Regions from separate parts of the Homo sapiens genome. Here region 2 is linked to region 1. A link is a loop called in an ENCODE intact Hi-C map of the cell type or tissue named here. Cell type or tissue: A673. All regions are shown on one strand. Each heading gives the region's core, and the rest is flanking DNA. Links, peaks and the distances in the headings are about the cores only. Region 1 holds the start of LOC105375980 (a long non-coding RNA gene). Region 2 holds the start of LOC124902122 (a long non-coding RNA gene).

Region 1 (11,550 bases), core at 2,068-10,067:
TACTCTGAAATGATAGACTATTCAGGTTTGAATCTTACCTCCAGTGCTTGCTGTGTGACTTTGGACAATTCACTTAACCTCTTTGAATGTTAGCTGCGTTATCTGTAAAATGGAGTAGAAATAGAAATTACCTCACAGGACTGTTATGATGCTTAAATGAGTTAGTCTTAAGCAAAGCACTTAGTACTATTGTGGTTTATTCAAAAATGCTCAACATCCTTAGGTATCACAGAAATGCAAATTAAAACCACAATGAGACAGTACCTGACACCTGTTACAATAGCAATAGACATTATCAAAGATAACAAGGGTTGGTGAGAATGTAAGAAAAAGGGAACCCTTGTACACTGTTGGTGGGAGTGTAAATTAACACAGCCATTATGAAAAACAGTATGGAGGCTCCTCAAAAAACTAAAAATAGAACTACTATATGATCCAGCAATTGCACTCCTGAGTATGTATACAAAGGAATTGCAATCAACATGTTAAAGAGATATCTGGGCATCTATGTTCATTGCAGCATTATTCATAATAGCCAACCTAAGTGTCCGTCAACAGATGAATGGATAATGTGGTACACATACAATGGAATACTATTCCGTCTTAAAAAAGGAAATTCTGTCATCATTGACAGTGTAGATGAAACTAGAGAATATTATGCTAAGTGAAATAAGCCAGTCACAGAGAGACAAATACTGCATAATCTCACTTATATGTGGAATCTAAAAAAGTTGAACTTATAGAAGTAAAGAGTAGGATGGTGGTTACCAGAGGCTGGGGGCTGGAAGTGGGTACTGCAGAGATATTGATCAAAGGGTACAAAGTTTTAGTTAGACAGAAGGAATAAGTTTTTCAGATCTATTGCACCACATAGTGTCCATAGTTAATAAAATGTATTACATATTTCAACATTGTTAGAAGAGATTTGAAATGTTCTCACTCCAAAAAATAATAGGTATTTGATGTGATGAATATGTAAATTAGTTTGATATAATCATTCCACAGTGTATACATATATCAAAACATCACATTGTATTCTATAAGTATACACAATTATCTGCAAATTAAAAATAAATATTAAAAAAGAATAGTACTGTTGCATAGTAAGTACTAGATATAAAACATTTATTAATAATAACTTTGTTTCAAAATGACAGACACTGATAACCTGAAGAAGTATACCAAATTTGGTCAACTCTACCCATTCCTTCAAAATCACTGTGGAGCAAACATACGAGCAGGCTAAAAGACATTAAATGTCAAATGTTTGAATTAAAAATTTCATTCACATTCTACAAAAGATGGTTACAAAATTATTATTCAGAGCAAAGTTTTAGTTCTGAACTTGAAATTGTGTATAATAAATGCAGTTTTACAGGTTACAACTGCAAACCTAGTGCTACTCAACTGAAAAATAGCAATAATAAATACTCCAGTTAACATACCTTGAAAACATCCACTTTCCTCCACTCCTTAAGAAGCCTCACTAAAACAAAGATAAAGAATGTTAAAAAGGGGGAAAGAGGGACCATATACTCATAAGAACAAAGAAAACAGGAGAAGAGACAACAGAAAAATGCCACAAAAGTTTAGAAATCAGTTGACGAGGGTTGAGTTGCATCCTCCCAAAGGATACATTGACTGTGACCTTATTTGGAAATAGGGTCTGTGCGGATGTGATCAAAATAAGATAAAGTGACGGCCGGGTGTGGTGGCTCACGCCTGTAATCCCAGCACTATGGGAGGCCAAAGTGGGTGGATCGCTTGAGGTCAGGAGTTCAAGACCAGACTGACCAACATGGTGAAACCCTGTCTCTACTAAAAACACAAAAATTAGCTGAGCATGGTGGTGTGCGCCTGCAGTCCCAGCTACTCAGGAGGCTGAGGCAGGAGAATTGCTTGAACCTGGGAGGCAGAGGTTGCAGTCAGCTGAGATGGCACCACTGCACTCCAGCCTGAGCGACAGAGCGAGACTCCGTCTCAAAAAAATAAAAATAAAAAAAATAATAAAACCATAAAAGTGATACTTGATTAGCATGGGCCCTAATCTAATGACTGCCGTCCTTACAAAAAGAGAGAAAGTTAGACACAGGCAGATGCACAGGGAGAACACGTAATGACAGAGGCAGAGAGTGGAGTGATTCATCTGCAAGCCAAGGAATGCCAAGAATTGCCAGCAGTCACCAGAAGCTAAGGCAAAGGCATGGCACAGATTGTCCCTCAGAGACCCCAGAAGGAACCAACCTCCTGATTTCTGATTTCTAGCCTCCATAACTGTAAGGGAATAAATTTCCATAGTTTTAAGCCACCCAGTTTGTGGTAATTGTATGGCAGCTTTAGGGAGCTAATGTACTGGTGAACATACGGACTTACCAGAGAAAACTGAAACCCAAGTGTTTTCGGAGGTGATGCCCGGAAGCAAGCTTACTGACACGCAGAACCTCACAAAGGCTCAGGAATTGGAAGTGCCATAGCTCTTCAGTGGGATGAGCTGAAAAGAGACCATTAAAAGTCCCAGAAGCAGTTAAGACTCCTAGATTTCCTCCCCTGGCAAAGTCAGGGAAACTTTCTCTAACCCTCATTCCCAACCTGAAACCTGCAAGATTATTTCTTTTGGGAGATATGGAACCAGGATATGGATTCAGGGACACCAGACACAGCTGAAGGTAAAAATGCTATTATGAAACAGTGCTGTAAGTGAAGGTATGCATGATAATTAGGTCTTTTTTTTTTTTTTTTAGACAGAGTCTCACTCTGTCACCCAGGCTGGAGTGCAGTGGTGCAATCTCAGCTCACTGTAACCTCCACCTCCCAGGTTCAAGTGATTCTTGTACCTTAGCCTCCCGAGTAGCTGGGACTACAGGCACGTGCTACCAAGCCTGGCTAATTTTTGTGTTTTAAGTAAAGACTGGGTTTCACCATGTTGGCCAGGCTGGTCTCAAACTCCCGACCTCAAGTGATCCACCCTCCTTGGCCTCCCAAAGTGCCGAGATTACAGGCATGAGTCACCATGCTCGGTGGAGAGTTAATTTTATGTGTCAACTTGACTGGACCACAGGATGCCCAGATATCTGGTTAAACAATATTTCTGAGTGTCTGTGAGGGCCCTGAGTAAAAGAGATTACCCTCACCAATGTGGGTGGGCATCATCCATTTCGGGTCTGAATAAAACAAAAAGGTAGAGGAAGGGAGGATTCACTTTCTCTCTGCTAGACTTCTTGAACTGAATTTTTGATCTTTTCCTGCCCTCGGTGATCCTGGTTTGCAGGACTCCAAACTCGGACTGGAATCTACACCATCTCCAGTTATCAGGGCTTTAAACTACAACATGGGCTTTCTGGGTCTTCAGCTTACAGACAGCAGATTGTGGGGCTTCTCAACCCCCATAATCACATGAGCTAATAGATAGATAGAGATATAGGTATAGATATAGATATCTATTCATTCTCTGTTTCTCTGGAGAACCCCAACTAACACAGGGCATCAGTGCATATAATGAAATTACTAAGTCTCCCAAACTCTTTCCCGCATTGGGCTCCAAGAAGGCTATATATTCTCAAAGCAAGTAATTAGAAGATTACTCTCTAGAAGAAAATAAACAGCTGGTCCTTGCCCCACCATCTTACACCTTGTCCCACCATCTTACACCTTGCCCCACCATCTTACACCTTGCCCCACCATCTTACACCTTGTCCAGCAGTGAACAAGCCTTGCCTATGTCCCCAAAGCACCTTTTTAGAGCATCACTTTTACATATAAATTGACAGCAGGGATCACTACACAAGATGAAGAACGCCTCTAGCAGAAACGACAGGGACCAAATATAAACAAACAAACAACCAAAAAAAACTCAAAGAATCAAAATCAATGCAGAGTTATGTAGAAAGTATTTTAAAACTCCTATAATTTACATCTTCAGAGAGTAAAGGAGGTATATTCATGAAACAATAATGTAATGCTATAAAAGAACAGAGAATAAAAAGGGCACTTAGAAATGAAGGTATAATAAAAGAAATAAAGTAATCTGATAATCATTTGTCCAATTAAGTTGAAAAAGTCACAGAGAAAGTAGAATAAAAAGATGAAGGGATAGAAAATAGGACAGACAGGTAAGAAAAAACATCAGCCAAGAAGGTCCACGATCTAAATAACAAATTTCAAAAAATAAGAGATAAAATAAGAGAGGGCGGAAAGAAACGATCAAATAAATAATACCAGGAGAATCCCCATAACGGAAGAACATGTGTTTCAGGATTGAAAAACTGATCAATAGGAATGAGAAAAGACCCATAAGAAAGACACTCGATTGTGTCTTAGAACGCTGGGTATAAAGAGAAGATCCTAAAGCTTCTTGAGACAAAACAAAACCGAAACCAAAGCGGGTTACATAACAAGAAATTTAGTGACCTGAGAAGGAGAAGGAAATGCAATGACGTAGAGTTTCTCAACAATTTTGGAAGCTAAAATATTGTGGAGCAAGCCCTCCAATATTCCGAGTGAAAGTTATTTTCAACCTAGAACTCAGCCAGAATAAAAACAGTTCCAGACCTGCACGCTCTGTGGGAAAAAAGACCTGGAAGCAACCTCCCTCAAGGAACTATTGGCGGATATGTTCCACAACATGAGGCTATATAATCAAGAAAAAGACACAGACTCAGGAAATAGGGAACTCACCTCAGGAATGAGGAATAAGACCTTCCCAGGATGGATGTGAAGGAGACCCAGGACATCAGTTGAGAGCTGTGCCTTCCAAATTTTGATGTGCATAGGAATTACCAGGGGATCTTGTTGCAATGCAGACACTGATTCAGTAAGTCTGGGTAGGGCTTGAGATTTCGCGTTTTTAACAAATTCCCTCAGGATGCTGAGGCTGCTGGTTCAGGGACTACACTTTGCATAACTGGGGTGTAGAGAAAAAATAGTCCGAACTGTACCAAGAAGACGATGGTACAGAGACAGAGACAGACAGACACTTATTTCCTTCTGGGAGATCATCGGGAATGAATTAGTGTAAGTCAATAACTGTATAGTAGGGGAGGGAGAGGGATGGAGGAGAGGGAGAAAAGGATTAATGTTTTAAGTAAACACAAATGAAGAAAAAACAAGGAAGGGGCTGTACTGAGGGCAGCCGCATACATCCAACCTTGCCTCTAGTAGACACCTGAAGAGGAAGGTTGGACCACCCTAACGGATTCAGATTCAGTAGTCTGGGGGGGTCTCTGGAGTGACCCTGGAAGATGCTCCAAAAAGCCTAGAAGCGGACCACAAGGACAGAAGACGCCCCTTCCCCATACCCAGCAAGGGAGTAAGCCGGGCCTCAAAGCGCCCGGCGCCAGGTCTCAGGGGGCGGGGCATGGGCGGAGCCTTTTCCCTAAATTGGCGCGCCCGAGCGGCGCTGGGATTCGCATTGGAGGCTTTTGAACCCGGAAGCAGTTGGCTGCTCTCGGAAGCGGCCGCGGATCCGGGAATTCGGCTGGCGCTGCAGCTGCAGAATGGTGGGCGGTGGCTGGAAGCGCAGGCCCGGCGCGGGGGCGGGGCCGCAGATACTGCCAGAAAGGCTGTGGGGGCTACGCAGGTGGCTTTGGATGACAGCCAGGGTACCAGGAGGCAGCGCGTTTCATTCATGCAGTGACTATTAAGCTTGCTGTGTGTCCGGGGTCTGCGGTTTGCTGCGGGGACCCTGCCCAGGTCGCTGTTTCGCGCTCTGTAGGGGATTGGACCAGGAAAGTAGCGCCTCTGCATTTTCTGCCCAGCTCCTCTTGGCGCATTTCCTGGGGAAACGGATTAAGCCAACCAACGTTTCATTCATTCGCCCACCCAGATAGATTGGGAACCGATTACATACCAGACATTGTGCGGGGCCCTGCGGATTTGGGGTCAACCCGCCTGCCCCTTCTCCATGTAGAGCCTCCGGCCTGGGGAGGAGGGGCACAAGCGAATATGCATTCTACTGTGACTTTTTTGTTTGGGATTATAATGCTGGTGTGTAGAAAGTGCTATGGAAACACTGAAGGAGGATTTAACAAGTCCCAGGGGGTGTTAAAGAAGACTTTTAAGACAACTCTTTGAAAATGGGTTTTGAAGGCAGAGAAGAGTCTGAGACGTAAAAGTGTAGGAGATGTTTGGGCATAGTGGAGCGTTCGGCTTGGCTGGAGCCAGAGAAATGGGAAAGTAAGAGGGACCTGATCATAAAAGCACTATGAGAGGGGAGGGGGGAAAAGTATGTGCATTATCTCATATTTTACTACGATTTCGGAAGTTCTGTAACCACTACAGTAGCAATAAGGGGAATCAGACAGGAAGGAAGTGCCATTGTGATAACTAAAGTTTTAGAAAACTTAGTCTGGCAGTGTTATAAATCGGATAGGGTGTGAGACATTCTTGGAGGGCTTAATTAACTAGTAAAGGGCCAGTTGTATAGGCATTCTTCATATTGGGTCATGCATTCTAGGAATACCAGGGTAAAGGAGAAATGCAGCCTCTGAAGGGGACAGCTGTCCTAAATTCTAGTTGTTAGGGATATGGAGATGCTGAACTAGTATGTGAGTTAAGGCAGAGCTGAAAAAATTCTCTTTGAAGGTTCAGTGAAGAACTGCTTTGGTGGCGTGAGGTGCTTAACTAGAAATACAATAGCAGAAATGAAGGCGAGTCTATAGAGGCTATAACCATAATGGCCGGCATTTGCATATTATGTGCTAGGACTGTTCTGTGTATTTTTACATATAATAACTTATTCCTTGTAACAACCCTATGATAGAGGTACTGTATGCCCTTTTTGCAGATGAGAAAACAAGGCACAGAGAGGTTAAGTAACTTGCCTAAGGTTGGAAATCAGCTGGAAATCAGTAGGGTCAGGAGTCAACCCAGGCAACCTAACCATTAAGCAAAACTGCCTTTCAGCAAGGCAGATTAAGCCTTTTCTAACATCTTCAGTTGGAGCCAGTCTTTGAAAGTCTGACCAAAGACAGTTATAAAAACAGAAGATAGGATAGCTCGGGACTTCATATGTTCCTACTGTTCTATATTTACAGTTGGAGAAGCAACAGGAAGTGGTTGAGAATCTGCTGTGGAGCCAGACTTAAACCTGAGTTTAAATCCCTTCTCTTCCACTTCCTAGTTAGGGACATAGGGAGGTTAACCTCAGCAGCTGTAAGATGAGGTTAATAGTATCTAGTGCATGAGATAGTTGAGGATTAAATGAGTTAATTCACAGAAGGTGCTTAGAACAGTGAAATAGCACAAGATAAGTTCTCAATAAGTATGACTTACTACTTGTTTTTACTATTATATTATCTTTACTATTACTATTTGCTATTGATACTCACTTTTGGATTCATTTTTCAACAGCCTTTTTGTTCAGCGTCATTCTTTTTTAAATCAGATGCATTATAATCCTTGGCACAATAAACTGTTACCATTGTTCAATTCATGATTGTTTTTGAGCTTATTTATGTTAAGTAATATAACAAACACCTGTGAACCCATTGCCCAACCCTAAAACTGAAACAGTAGTTCTACATCTACACATGTCCCTCTCCTCTCCCTTCAGCCTTCTTTCTGTCACTCATGTTCAATGTAGCTATCCTGAATTTTGTTTTCCCTTGCCTTTTAAAAATAGGCTCATCTCCTATGAATGTATACCTAAATAATATTTATTTTTAGTTTTTGAAATTCATAAAAAGGCTATCATGCTGCATATAATCAAGAACTTTTTTCCTCATTAAAAATATTTAATATAGATAGGTCCATATTGTGTAGCCATACAGTAACCATTTGGTAAATGAAGGAGATTGGTTCCAGGACTCTCACATATCCCAAAACCCGAGCATACCCAAGTTCCAAAGTTGGTCCTGTGGAACCCGAGTATACAAAAAGTTGGCCCTCTCTCTAAGTGGATTTCACATCCTAAGAATACTGTTATTTTCCAGTCTGCATTTGGTTGGAAAAAAAATTCATGTATAAGTGGGTCCACAAAATTCAAACCCTTGTTGCTCAAGGGTCAACTGTAATATTAAGTGTAATAGTCTATTGTTTGGAAGCCTTATAACCATTCTACCAATAGGCATTTGTTCTGTTTTGTTTGCTCTTTAAATCATTGCCATCATGATTATTCTTATGTCATCTGATTCATAAATACGTTTTGTAGATATTGAATGATACCTAACATAAAATTAATAAACTTCAGCCTACTGGGAAAATTGAAGAATATAAATACGAGAAACGTCTAGCTCAGAATTTCTCAACTTTAGCACTGTTGACATTTGGGGCCAGTAGTCTTTGTTGAGGATGCTTATCCTGGGCATTGTAAGATGTTGAGCATCCCTGGCCTCTGCCCCACTAGATGCCACTAGCACCCTTCTTCCAATTCGTGACAACTAACTAGGTCTCCAGATGTCCCCGGGCAGGGGTCGTGGGTTGGGGGCGAAAATCACCACCAGTTGAGAACCACTGCTCTAGGTAGGAAGAGTAAAAAAGAAAGAACTTAATACAAAAAGAAAGAATCTAGGTTCCTGGAAAGAAAAACAGATTGCATCTTAGAAAACTAAATGTATGTAACCTCCAATTAAGCATATTATCTTTACAGAAATTTATCAAATACCTAATAGGCATTATAAAACCTAGCACACTGAACCTATATTGCGGTGGTGCTAGAGATGATTATTGTAACCTAATCCTGGCCTTTTCTGAAATAATTGGATTTTTGGCCTAGAGTTTAGTGCTATTCTGCTAACTTTGTTAGGAATTGTGGATGTTTAACATTGTCACTAACCTTCCCTCTTTATTTGGAAAATCAAAAGGGAGGTATCTGTTTTTAAGGATGGGTAATGATTGTAGTGAATAGCTCAGACACCACTCTGGATGTTGCTGAAGAAACAGCTTTTTAACTGATGAATTGCTTATATCCAGTTACTTCTATTTGTTTCTGATGTGATCAACGAATCTGTTTAAAAGACCCACGTGGACCTTTAACCAAAAGAGGGCAAAACCTGCCCTTTCTTTATTCCTCTCTTCCTGCTCTTTACTATTTCATTTTTACCTTTTTGTTTTTTGTGGTTTCCATTATCTTAGAAAAATATATTTAAAGACTTGCTGTATGGATTCCTCTTAACCACCATATAAACTACTCTTTTTTTCTGTGCCCAAATTCCCAGATTTTACTCAATTACCATTTAGAGAGTTTTAAAGAAAACACATATACTATCTCATAGAGTTGGGTGAACAAGAGTGAGTGATACTGTTATGCAAGGAGAGTTACTGAAATTACTAAAAACGATTTGGAGAACTGAAGTTTTGTGTGTCAATTTTCAGTGTGAAAAAACAGTTGATGTGAAGAAAAGTAAATTCTGTGAAGCTGATGTCTCCAGTGACCTTCGAAAAGAAGTAGAAAATCATTATACGCTCTCTTTACCTGAAGATTTCTATCACTTCTGGAAGTTCTGTGAAGAACTTGATTCTGAAAAACCAGCTGGTGAGTTGCTCCAGAATCATTCTTGTATAAATGGAAAAAGTAATGTAATAGGAAATGGGCTGTGTGTGGCGGCTCACACTCTGTAATCCCAGCTGAGGGAGGAGGATCGCCTGAGACCAGGAGTTTGAGACCAACCTGGTCAACATAGCAAGACCTCTTCTCTACAAAAAAATAAAAATAATAAAATAAAAAAGCTAGGCATGGCTACAGGTGCCTATAGTCCTAGCTACTTGGGAGACTGAGATGGGAGGATCCTTCATTGAGCCCAGTAGTTCGAGGTTGCAGTGAGCTATCATCACTCCAGCCTCAGTGACAGAACAAGACCCTGTCTCTAAAAATATAATTGGCCAGGCATGGTGGCCCACGCCCGTAATCCCAACACTTTGGGAGGCCAAGGCAGGCAGATCACTTGAAGTTGGGAGTTCGAGACCAGCCTGGGCAACACGGTGAAACCCTGTCTACTAAAGATACAAAACTTAGCTGGGTGTGGTGGTGCATCCCTGTAGTTCCAGCTACTCGGGAAGATGAGGCACAATCATCACTTGAACCTGGGAGGTGAAGGCTGCAGTGAGCCGAGATCACACCACTGCACTCCAGCCTGGGCAACAGAGTGAGACCTTGTCTCAAAAAAAAATGTATATATATAAAATAATTTAAAAAAAAAAACTAACCAAGAATATAAACAGTTAATAGAAAAGGAATATTTTCCATGATGTTTCTAGTAAGAGAAAATATAGTAAGAAATATAGATTAATGCTATAGTAATGCCACTGTCACCTATTTTATTGGCAAAGTTAAATAATTTCATCACGTTCTGGGGGAATGTGAAGGAAGGTAAGCACTTTCATATGTTGTAGGAGTTTGAATATGATTTAACAGTTCTGCTTCCAAGAACTTGTCTTGACACAGGAAGGGGAACATCACACACCGGGGCCTGGTGTGGGGTGTGGGGAGGGGGAAGGGATAGCATTTGGAGATATACCTAATGTTAAATGATGAGTTACTGGGTGCAGCACACCAACATGGCACATGTATACATATGTAACGAACCTGCACGTCGTGCACATGTACCCTAGAACTTAAAGTATAATTAAAAAAAAAAAAAATACCAGTCAAGAAAAAAAAAAAAGAAAAAAGAACTTGTCTTATGGATTAGATAAACTAAGAATTATGTTTGAGGATATTTAAACAAAAAAAATGGGAAATGGCTTAAATGCCTACCAATGACACATCTCTTCAGTAGATCTTAATTGTTTTAAAAGAATGAGGCAGATTTTTAGGAAATAATAAACTATCATGCCTGAAATATGTTAACTGAAAAAGAAAAGTGTATAGATTATGCTACCATTGGTATTTTTTTAAAAAAGGGGAGTGGGGAGTACACACATATCCCTGTATACTTTTCTATGTGCTTACTTTGTCTCTGAAAGGAGAAAGAAACTGTTAATGGGCTGTGATCATTACTTTGCACTATATACCTCTTGTACTGTTTAAAATTTTTAACTAGTAAGCACTGTCATACACTACTGATGGAAATGTATATTGATGCATATTCTGAATTTTGCCAATAGATCAGAACAGAACTGTATAGCAGTTTCTTTAAAAATAGTCATGTCTGTACAAACATTAGCAAAGATGTTCACTGAAACATTTTTAGAACAGAAAAAAGAAATAGTAAATGTCCATCAGTAAGAGAATAGATGGTTACCTCTTTATAATGCAGTATCATGCCCTATTAAAAAATCATGTAAAATAACATTGAATAGCATGGAAAATAATCAAAAAATTTAAGTGCGTCAGGATGGAGGACAAAAGCAGATTACAAAACAATCCATCTGAGTTTGTTACATATTTGTATCTGTTCATGGGGGTGGAGAGTATGGAAATTTGTTACTGTATATTAGAGTATTAACTGTGTTATCTTTGGCTAATGAGATGGATGGTTTTAGTTTTCTTGTTGCTTTAAAAAATTAGTGTATGCTCTCCTAAGCTCCAGTTGTGCTGAACTATTTTTCCTGTCCAATTATCTCCATGCTTCTATTCATGTTATTACCTCTTACAGGAATTTTTTTGCTTTCCTC
Region 2 (11,550 bases), core at 1,552-9,551, 66 kb before region 1:
GAACAACAGGGGAAGGAGTGGGGGCTTTGGATGTGGACACATCAGAATCACATGGGGTGGGAAAAGATTTTAGAAATGGTAGCAGGGAAGAGGGATAGGAAAGCTGGTCAGGCACCATAACATATGTCTAATTCAATCTTTGAGGCAAGAGGGAGCTACTAAAGGGTTTTGAGTAGGGGAGAGACATAGCACTAATCACTCAGACAGTGAGTGAACCTTACCCCCAGCCCAGAATCTACAGCTCACCAGAGCTTTGCTATTCTCATCTAATGCATGATCTTCATTAATCTTCAAAACGAACATTTGAAGAAAGTACTCTTTCCCCCACTTTAAAGGTGAAGAAATTAAATGGTATCTTGAGAGACTTGTAAATGTCAAGTGTCTAATGTATGATAACCATTACGAGTAGTTCTCTAAAGATTTGTGAATGAATAGGTTGAATACTAATATCTATTACATTTCTGGCCTTATGTTAAGTACTGATTAGGGTGGAGAAAGTGATATACATTATGTGGCCCTCACTCCCAAAGAACCTGCAGTGCTGTTGAGGAGATAAGATTTATACACTAACACCTGCCACACAAAATAGAGAATAATACCAGGTAATAAATACAAATTATACCAAGAGATTTGTTGGCCAAGTAGGGTCTCTCTGAGGAGGTGACACTTTATCAAAACCCTGGATAAAGTGAAGATTCTGGGGATGAGGAAAGCCCAGGCAGTTAGCTGCTAAAAGGAGACTTAGAGATTTTCCAATTTAAATTATGGGTTTTGAATATTTTTTAAGCATTGAAATCATTTTGTAAATAAACATTTTGGTAGTATCCTAACACATAAAACAGAAATAAGTAGATCTCTTTGTTTGGAAAGTAGCGGTGGAGGACCAAGTGTCCCCGGCTCTTGGATTTTTGCATTCTGCAATTCAGGGCACCTCCTAGAATCTCCAAGATCCCAAGTAACACTGTCTGGGGGAAAAAAGTGTTTAAATATGAAATCCTTATTTGACAGATGGGTAAACCAAGACCAAGAGACTAAGTCACTTGCCTTAGAAATCACAGCTACTTAGTAGTGGTTCTGAGTACAGAACTCGTAACTCCTCCCTCAGAAAATAAGACTCTTTCTACCACACTCCATTCCTTCATTCCATAAGTATCTATTAACCTCCAACAATGCCTCAGGCACCAGCTTCATCACTGAAGAAAATGCAATGAGAAAAAAAAACAACATGCCACTGGCCTTATGCTGTATTCATTTCCTATATTAAAAAATAAGCACAAAACTAAATACTTAATTATGAATTGTGGTAAGTCCAACAAATAAATGTGCCCTAAAGCATCGTAATATGCCCTTCATAAGACTAGGAACAGAAAAGAGATTTATCACATGGGCTATAGGAAGGTTTTGTCTTAAGAATTTACATTCTTAGTAATAAGCCTCCCCCACGTGACATATGTTGACTCTTTGTATTTTAATAAAGACTTTTCATGATTGAATTCATGCTCACACATCTGCTTTGTCCATCACACTGAAAAGACTTTAACTTAAATCTAGCCACCAAGTCAGGTGCATTGATTTGAATAAATGCTGTGTACTGAAACGCCTTTCTTTTCCTGCAGTATTTACCCAGCATCTAACTATTGACATTTTTCTCTACTTAACATATATGGAGATGACCCTTCTCTCCTCCTTTCCTTAGGGAGTACACACTTTGCAATTGGAAGGAAAATTACATTCTTCAGTCAGATTGAAAATCAATGACATCGCTGGTCACAATCCCCAGGGAGTTTCTCAAGGAGAAAAGACAGTCTTAAGAATTCCACAAGAAGAAATTGGAACATCGTGCATTATTAGTGGGATTATAAAATGGTGATACTTCTGTGGAAAATAGTATGGAAATTCTTCAAAAAATTAAAAATAAAACTATCATATAATCCAGCCATCCCACTTCTGGGCATATAGCCAAAAGAATTAAAAGCAGTCTTGAAGTGATATTTTAACACCCATGCTCATCAGAACATTCGTCACAATAGCCAAGACATGGAAGCAACGTAAACATCCACAGATGGACAAATGGATTAACAAATGTGATTTATTCATGCAATGGAATATTATTCACCCTTTAGAAGAAAGGGAAGTCTTGCATATGCTACAATGTGGGAGAACCTTGAGGATATTATGCTAAATGAAATAAGTCAGTCACAAAAAGACAAATACTGTTTGATTCCATTTATATGAAGTGTCTAAAGTAGTCAAATTTATAGAAACCGAAAGTAGAATGGTGGTTACCGGGACTGGTGGGAGGCAGAGAGGGGTGTTGCTTAATGGGTATGGAATTTCAGCTTCTGCAAGATGAAAAAGTTCTGGAGATCTATTTCACAACAGTATGAATATACTTAACAAGCCTGAAATCACTTAGGATCTGGCATTATTTGAAGAATGACCAGCTATGCAATGAACTTTATCCTTGTTTCTTTAAAAACATGTCTTTACTTACAAGTACAGTTATGATAGGTTCCCAACTTACAGTCAACTCACTCAACCAAATATGTTTGAGGTAGGGGGTGGGAGTATGATAAAAAATGCTTTTTTCTAAAAGTTTCTTTGTTCAGAGTTTCAAATTATCTCTCATTACTTCTAGATCTCAAAGATGGGGTCTCACTCTGTCGCCCAGGCTGGAGTACAGTGGCGCGATCTCAGCTCACTGCAACCTCCGCCTCCCATGTTCAAGCCTCAGCCTGCCTCAGCCTCCTGAGTAGCTGGGACTACAGGTATGTGCTGCCACACCCAGCTAATTTTTGTATTTTTTAGTAGAGATGGGGTTTCACCATATTGGCCGGGCTGGTCTTCAACTACTGACCTTGTGATCTGCCCGCCTGGACCTCCCAAAGTGCTGGGATTACAGGCGTGAGCCACTGCACTGGGCCTAATTAAATATTTTTTTAAATAGATGACACTTCCCCATGTCTAGGAATCTTTTGGAGGTCTTCTTTGGAATTATATCAAAAATACTTCTCAAACTTTTTGTTCATAAAGTGGACTTGGCTCTAAACAGAAAGTAAAAGACAACTATAAGGCGGCTTCTCTAGAGTCTACAGACCCTTTCTCTAATTTTTTAGCTATAAGCAGTTGACCTTACATATTTTATTTCACCTTTTAACTTCATGACTAAGTTTTCCCGTATGAAATGGGGGTGAAAAAAGAATATACAATTTCAGAAAGCCACACCAGCACTTCAGACACAAATTATATACACTAAACCTTGTTCACAAGAGGCTGCAAAAATTTAGTTAAGCCTTTCTTTAATTTCTGCACTGTATACTTCTGTGTTTTGCACAGCCCATTTAGTACACTATGCTTTTAATGTTATCTATTTTTTAGCCCAATAATTCATAGGAATTATATAAACTATGTAACTTCAATTGTATGACACTTCTCACTGCATCTTGCCCTGGTAAGCATGTAAGAAATGGCATTGATGATGGTGCAATTTGGGTTCATGCTCTAAACAATGTCACAGAAGTATCTGAGCTCTCTTTGCTGGCATCAGTAAAAATGTAGTTAGGAAATAAACTCTGGAAGCCACACTAGACAACCACTGAAGACACACTGGAGATGGCTAAGCAGAAGCACAGGTGCCATTGAAAAGACATGGTCTAAGTGGACTGATCACTTTGGGCTGCTTTTCTTTGCTTTTATTCTATAGCATTAAGTCAATTCATTCATTCATCTAACATTTATTAAACACTAAGCATATGTTAACCACTACTTTGGTGCTGGAAGTAAAACAATGAATATAATGTATACAATGAACTATTAAAAGCCTGGGATTTTACCCTACTTGCAAGCTAACAAATTAGCTTGCCACATTTACTTGAATGCTGGCAGAAGACACAAAACTTGTGAGTTTGAGACAAAGAACAGTTTATCACGCGTAGCAATAGTAGCAGTAACCAGTGTATTAACATTTGCACCACTTACCTAAAATTCAACCACAGGACAATGTAAGGAAGGTCATATAATACCTGCATCTGCAGTAGTACGCATTATAAGATACCATGGGAGGATCAAGGATGGGCTAAGAGAAACATTCAGAGAAGGCTTCTCCGAGGACATAAATGCCAGGGCTGATGCTACAAGGAGGAATAGGAAGGAGCAGATACAGAAAACCAGATGGGTCATTTTAACCAGCAGTCTTTCTAAGACCACAGGCATGGGTATGTGAGTAGTTTGCTACAAGTAGAAAAATCACAAGCTGGGAGTCACTGAAGCTTAAAGCAGAAGGCCAAGGGTAAAGGAAGATGAAGTGAGATAGGCAAGCAAGACCTAGAGTTTGGAGAGCCTTTGATATCTTGCCAAAGAGCTTAGTCTTTTCCCTGTTGGCATTGGAGAGCCACTGGACGTCATAAGCAAATAGGTTTGCACTGGATAGATAATGCTAAACAGAAAGGCATCCATGTCTTTGGCATATTGCTGTGACTCTGATATGATATAGCAAGTCCCCAGCAATCTCCAGCAACCTCTGATAACACACAGCAAACGATGTGTGTGGTTGCCATCAACCATCCTTGTGCATTCTTTGATAATTCAGTAGGGCTGTTTGCACTTCTGAGTCCTGACAAGTGTGCTCTCACTCTCACATTCACCCTATGTCTCCAACAGTGTACCAGAGCTGTGTTTCTTGCAGCATACTTACCAACCCCCACTGTCTTCAGAGTAGTTTTATCTTGTTCCCTGGGGTTTTAACAGTCACTGATAAAGATATCTAATTCAGCATTTTTCTATAATCTAATTTCCTCCTCTGACAAATGCTGTCACTGAAAAATGATGGAGAATTTCCTGACGCCTTCTGTTTTCCTTACTGAGGCCCCTCTAGAGCATTTTGGCATGTGTTATTGATGGGGCCCCTGAATACTGGGAAGAGTGCTGATACCACAGTTTCTAATCATGGATAGAAACTAAGGCCTGGGTAGGGGGTCTTTTTAATCATCTATTTCCAAGAAATGGGAACGTAAATTTTTTTAGAATTCTTCGACTTAGATCCAGTGGGTCCTTTAATTAGACATCACCAGAAGTTGTTTGGACATAAAATATACCCTAGATACTTTGTCATCACTAAATGTTACAAAATGGCACCTAGATCTGTCACAACTCTAATTATGAGGGATCAAAAAGGCCTGACTTGATCTCAGAAACTTCAGCCTCCCAAAATTTCAAGACCAAAATTTATTCTGCAGGGCACTCCTTCCATGACACATTGAACCAGCATCCTTTTAGCAAAGTAAATGCTCAGTACTATAGCCAATGGAGTAGGAATTTATTACCTATCTTGTCCATGCTTTTCCATTGATCTGTTATTTTGCTCAACTTATGCCACCATATCTTGGAACCAAGCAGGTATTTGTCAAGGATTTTTGTCTTCTTAAGTAGAGAATCCTCTAGAAATTGACTTTTCAGTATCATCAGTAGAAATATTGAGCATATTGTAACCCTGGGTTCTTAGGGTGGCCCTTAGGATTTTAAAACCATAAACTGCATCATCCAATAGACAGCAGCACATCATCTGTAACCTCTGAAGTGATGATCAAATGTTACTAGATCAGTACATGAAGAGAGGAATGTGAGTGATCTAACCTACTCCAACATGGCTGATCTCAAATGAGTATTAATTACTCCAATTATCGCAAATTGCATATGTAATGCAATATTTCGTAGCCTTTTTCAATTTCCAAAGCTATTTCATAAACATTAACTTGTTTGATTATTATAAAACACTATGATTTTGGCATGACTGTGTTCATCTCACCCACAGAAGAATCAAAGACTTGTAGCTGCATTTTTGCAGCAAGAGGCTGCCTCTAAGGCTTGTATTCATAGAATATATTCACGGAGTTTCAAGGGATATTAGTGATGAACTGGCCATGGCTGAACTGGCCATTGGTCTTCTTTTTACAGAAGAGAAATTCAAAACCCAGAAATGTGCCCCAGTTCCCAGAGGTAAGGGTGGGATTAAACATAAGCTCAGGTCCTTTTTTTCCAAGCCAGCATTCCATGTTACGTGGCTTGTGTCTTTGCAATGTATTTCATAATTTCTAATTTCCCTGTGGTAGGGAGAAACCTACCAATCTTAGCATTTTCATCTGAAGTGATGTCAAGTCTTCAGTGTGTCAGGGTGTCCCTAATGCTCTAATCTGCTGGATCATGGGACAGCTTAACAACATTGCACAGCCCAGATCTAACAAGGCCCTGTTGTTGACTCTCAGGTGCAAGCCTATCTTCAGCATAAAATGTCATTTGTTCACAAATGAAGAACCTGCAAGAAAGTTAATATTTTGAATTCAGATCAGTTCCATATAATACATCTGTAAAAGAACAATGGAGTAGCTTGGTCATGCATGGAATCATGGGTAGCAGTAGTGGTATAGAGTCTGAGGCTCTGGGATTGAAGGAAGCCTTGGCATTTACAAGTTGTGTGACCTTGGAGAAGTGGGCTCATCTTTCAGAACCTCAGTTACTTGTGGATAAAATGAGGGTTTTTCTTTTAGACATCTCCAGGAGTTGACATAAATTTTAAATGGAATAATATTTTCAACGATAAATGTTAATTATTGAAGTTAATCATATTATTTATGTAGAAAATAGGACACTTCTGAAAATTTGAGCATAGCAAAATTTTTTCCACGTTGCAGATTCAAAATGTCCTCTAGAAAGAATACCAATTCTGGGGTTTTTAAAAAAACATATTTTGAGGTATAATATGTATAAAGTGCATAAAACACATTAATTAAGGGTAGAGCTTGATGAATTTACACATTCATTTACACTCATGTAACCAACCTCCAGATCAAGATATAGGACATTTTCTGCACCCCAAAAGTTTTCCTCATTTCCATGTCCAGTCAATACTCTCCGCCAGCACTCGGAGTTGAGCACTATTTCAGCCCCACTCCTGGTTCTCAGGCCTCTGGACTAAAACTGGAACTTACACTATCATCTCCTCTGTTTCTTAGGACTTCAGATTTGGACTGGACCCACACCACTGGTTCTCATGGGCCTCCAGCTTGCAGAGAGCAGATCATGAGACTCCTCAGTTTCCATAATTGCATGGGCCAAACCCTCATGATAAATCTTTTTCTATATATCTATATGTCATCTATTGATTCTGTAGATGAGTTTTGTTTTTCTTGAACTTTGTATACATGGAATAATATAGTTTATATTGTCATTTGTTTGTGAAATTTATCCATGTCTTTCACATACAAATAGTTTCTTCATTATGACTGCATATTATTGCATGAATATTAAATAAATTATTTATCCATTCTCTGTTAGTGGACATTTGGATTGTTTCTAGTTTGGGGCCATTATGAATAAAGTTGCTATGGACATTCTTGTGTATATCTTTAGGTGGACCTGTGTACTAATTTCTCTTTAGGTGGACCTATGTACTAATTTCTCTTTAGGTGGACCTATGTACTAATTTCTCTTCCGTATATTTTCAGGTCTGAAATTGCTATATCATAAACTGTTGTATGTTTTAGCCACAGCATTTTGAAACAGAGTTTTAAGTAACAGCATTAACTTCCAAGTCCAGTCAACCCTAGCCTGACTAAATCTGTGGATTTATTAGAGTCAATAAGCCAATAAATATTGGTTTAACACCTGCTATGTGTCAGGAATTGTGATTGTTAATTTTATGTGTCAACTTGACTGGGCTAAGGAATGCCCAAATAGCTGGTAAAACATTATTTCCAGGTTTGTGAGGGTATTTCTGGAAGACATTATCATTTGAATTGGTAAAAAGAGTAAAGAAGATCACTTTCACTAATGCAGGCGGGAATTATCCAATCCATTGAAGACCTCAATAAAACAAAAAGACAGAGGATGGGCAAATTTGCTCTCTGCTTGAGCTGGAACATTTATCTTCTCTGGCCTTCAGACACTGGCACTCCTGGTTCTCAGGCCTTTGGACTCAGACTGGGACTTACACTATCAGCTCCTCTGGTTCTCAGGCCTTCAGGTTTGAACTGGACCCACACCATTGGTTTTTGGGGGCCTCCAGCTTACAAGTGGCAGATCATGAGACTTCTCAGCCTCCATAACTGCATGAGGTGATCCCTCATGATAAATCTTTTTCTATATATGTATATATTGCCTATTGATTCTGTTTATCTGGAAAGCCCTGACTAAATACAGGACTACAACAGTGAGCAAGGCAGGTGTGAGCTTCTCTTCCTGAGGCTTATCATCTAATTAGAGGAGGACATCTAACTAGAAATGGGAACATGATGAGGGTCATGAGGGGAAGTGAAAGTCACTACAGGAGCATATAACAAGCATTCTAATGTGCTCTTAGGTTGAGTGCATTTCCCTATTTTTACTAAAAGTTGAGTTTTCCAACCAAATGGACAAGAATGAGTTGTGATCAAAGCACTTTGGGCTCCTTTTGCAGTTCTTCCATTAAGCTGTTTTGTGACTTGAGGCAAAACCCCTACCTTCCTGAGTCTCATTTGCAGTACGAATATCATCTTATATGTGCTTCTGAGCGAACTGCTCCTCTTAAGTTGTTCGAAGAAATGAGTTTGTAAAGTAGTCACTGGTTATGCAAACTAGACAGTAGAAGTCAGACAAGGAGTCCTGAAGCTTTTCCGACTACAAAAAGATATTTAATCCCCTTATATTCAAGTGAAGTAACAGAAAACTCGGTTTCTCTACAAACAATGTGTATCTTTAGCTATAAGAATAATTGTTGGGCTGGGCACAGCGGCTCACGCATGTAATCCCAGAACTTTGGGAGGCCAAGGTGGGTAGATCACCTGAGGTCAGGAGTCCAAGGCCAGCTTGGCCAACATGGCAAAACCCTGTCTCTACTAAAAATAAAAAAATTAGCCAAGTGTGGTGGCGCGCACCTGTAATCTCAGCAACTTGGGAGGCTGAGGCAGGAGAATCACTTGAATCTGAGAGGCAGAGGTTGCAGTGAGCTGAGATCACACCATTGCACTCCAGCCTGGGCAAAAAGAGCAAAACTCAGTCTCAATAAATAAATAAATAAATAAATATTTTTAAAAGAATAATTGTTAAAATCACAGGAGATTACTGTTAACTCATCATGTTTTTAAATGACAGCCTAGTAAAATCTGTATGATTACTAAATCAGATTCAGGTATCATTCTTCAAGGAAGTACCCTCATCACAACATAAAATGCAATATGTGTTTTTATTTTTTATTTTATTTCTTTATTTGAGACAGATTCTCACTCTGTCGCCAGGCTAGAATACAATGGCCCAATCTCGGCTCACTGTAGCCTCCCTCTCCCAGGCTCTAGCAATCCTCCCACCTCACCCTCTGGAATAGCTGGAACTGGGTGCACATTATTACCTCATCTGGCTAAGTTTTGTATTTTTTGTAGAGACATGGTTTTGCCGAGTTGCTCAGGCTGGTCTCAAACTTCTGGGATCAAGTGATCTGCCTGCCTCAGCCTCCCAAAGTGCTGGAATTACAGGTGTGAGCCACCATGCCCAGCCTCAATGTATGTTTTTAGTATCTTCTAAGCCAGCAATCCTCAAAGGAGTCAGGGATGACTGGTCTCTGAGACCATTTCAGGGGATGCATGAGGTCAAATTATTTTTATAATAATACCAAGATATTCTTTTCCTTGTTTGCTCACATTCTCTCATAAGTATAGAATGCAATTTTCCAGAGGCTACATGACATGTGACATCACAAGAGATTGAATGCAGGAGCAGATGTGAAGATCCAGCTGTTTTCCATTAAGTCAGACACTAAAGAGACTTGCAAACAGATAAAACAACACCACTTTTTCACCAATTTTTTATTTTCAAAGATAGTTATTTTTATGAAAATAATAATGTTTACATGTAATAAAGATATTGTTTCTTTCAAATAAATATTTCTGTTTTAATTTCTAACACAGTAAATATATAGATATAACTCACATATATAAAAGCTCTTTGGGGTCTTCAATATTTTTTAGAGTGAAAAGTAACCCTGAGAATAAAAAGTTTGAGAACTACTAAGTAAATGTCTTGCAAATGGTCTCAATCTCCTTATGTAACAAGCTCCTAGATTAGCAGTTTCTATCTCCTTATGTAACAAGATCGTCAATCAGTCTGGCTTTAGTCATGATTGTAGTAGCCAAGACTGAATCAAAGAAAATAGGGCTTATGGAAACTAAGAAACAATGAAGGGCTTATATATTCCGTCAAAGAATATTGGGAAGATATTTATTCTGTCTCCACAAATTGTGTCATGCTTCATGCTTCATGACTGTATATTTACATTCATGATTTTATTCAATGCTCAGAACTTAGGTAGACAGAAAAGGTGTTAGTCCAGCTACTCGGGAGGCTGAGGCAGGAGAATCGCTTGAACCCTGGAGGCGGAGGCTGCAGTGAGCCAGATAGCACCACTGCACTCCAGCCTGGGTGACAGAGTGAGACTTCATCTCAAGAAAAAAAAAAAAAAAAAGAAAAGGTGTTAGTCTCCTGATTTTACAGGTGAGGAAATTGACCTAGAGGAGCTCAGTGAATTGAGCCATGGCCACAAAGCTAACAGGCTGGACTGGGATTGGAACGTAGGTATCTGTGATGCCCTATCTAGTGCTCTTTCCATGTAGCAGAACGTAAGAATTTTATGTAAATATTCTCCAAGTTAACTTTGAATCTCAGTAGTTTGTAACTCCATAATTCTTAATCAATGTTATCCTCCTGGTATTGTTTTCTTCAAAAAAAGTCAACATCATTTTTTTTCTCTAAAACTTACTCTCACCAAACCTGAAAAGAGCTTAAGAGAAGCTAATTTTCTGGAAGCATCTTTATACTTGAAGGGTAGAAAAGTATCCATCTTGTCTTTACATTGACTAAAAGTAAGCATAGTCTAATGGGAACTAGAAGCAAATATATCTTCTGAGAAAGAACTAAGAGTTAATACATATTCCATAAAAAGGCTGGAGACTGTCTTTAGCAGACTGATAGCAGTTAAGTACCTTAAGAGAACCAAGTGAGTTTGTTTTTTGTTTTTTTGTTTTTTGTTGTTTTTTTTTTTGAGACGGAGTCTCGCTCTGTTGCCCAGGCTGGAGTGCAGTGGCAGGATCTTGGCTCACTGCAAGCTCCGCCTCCCAGGTTCACGCCACTCTCCTGCCTCAGCTTCCCGAGTAGCTGGGACTATAGGCGCCCACCACCACGCCGGACTAATTTTTGTATTTTTAGTAGAGATGGGGTTTCACCGTGTTAGCCAGGATGGTCTCGATTTCCTGACCTCGTGATCCGCCCGCCTTGGCCTCCCAAAGTGCTGGGATTACAGGCGTGAGCCACCATGCCTGGCCGAGAACCAACTGAGTTTTTAAATCAAAAAAAAAAAAAAAAAAAGCTTTTCGCAATCCTTTCCTAAAACCAGGTGTTGAATAGTTGTCTCATGATTTATCGATAATTTTCTGTTCTCTCTAAAGCTCTGCACAACTTGATGGATTTTCCTCCACAATTGGATTTATTTCTTAAACCCATTATTAAGTAATGTCTGACACTTCCATTTCT

What was found. Peaks named below come from ENCODE experiments on the same cell type or tissue, not always from the same donor. Only the 100,000 strongest peaks of a DNase experiment are listed, where the experiment ranks them.
Region 2: a loop joins it to region 1, with 4 times the contacts of the local background. A loop is called at or near these places in 2 of 110 quality-filtered maps.

Annotation. Positions count from the first base shown.
Region 1 is chr9:14,987,855-14,999,404 of GRCh38, forward strand. It overlaps LOC105375980 (a long non-coding RNA gene), which reads right to left and starts at 5,341. Exons shown (of 5, transcript XR_929491.3): 1 at 5,295-5,341; 2 at 4,675-4,900; 3 at 2,374-2,491; 4 at 1,446-1,486; 5 at 1-102. It also overlaps the pseudogene LOC389705. In A673, for the core only: no CTCF peak of the experiment used is centred there; DNase peaks (open chromatin) are centred at 5,447, 5,807 and 6,227; H3K4me3 peaks cover 3,361 bases; H3K27ac peaks cover 5,207 bases.
Region 2 is chr9:14,922,720-14,934,269 of GRCh38, forward strand. It overlaps LOC124902122 (a long non-coding RNA gene), which reads right to left and starts at 8,949. Exons shown (of 2, transcript XR_007061421.1): 1 at 8,907-8,949; 2 at 5,209-6,310. In A673, for the core only: no CTCF peak of the experiment used is centred there; DNase peaks (open chromatin) are centred at 2,322 and 4,772; H3K4me3 peaks cover 882 bases; H3K27ac peaks cover 5,210 bases.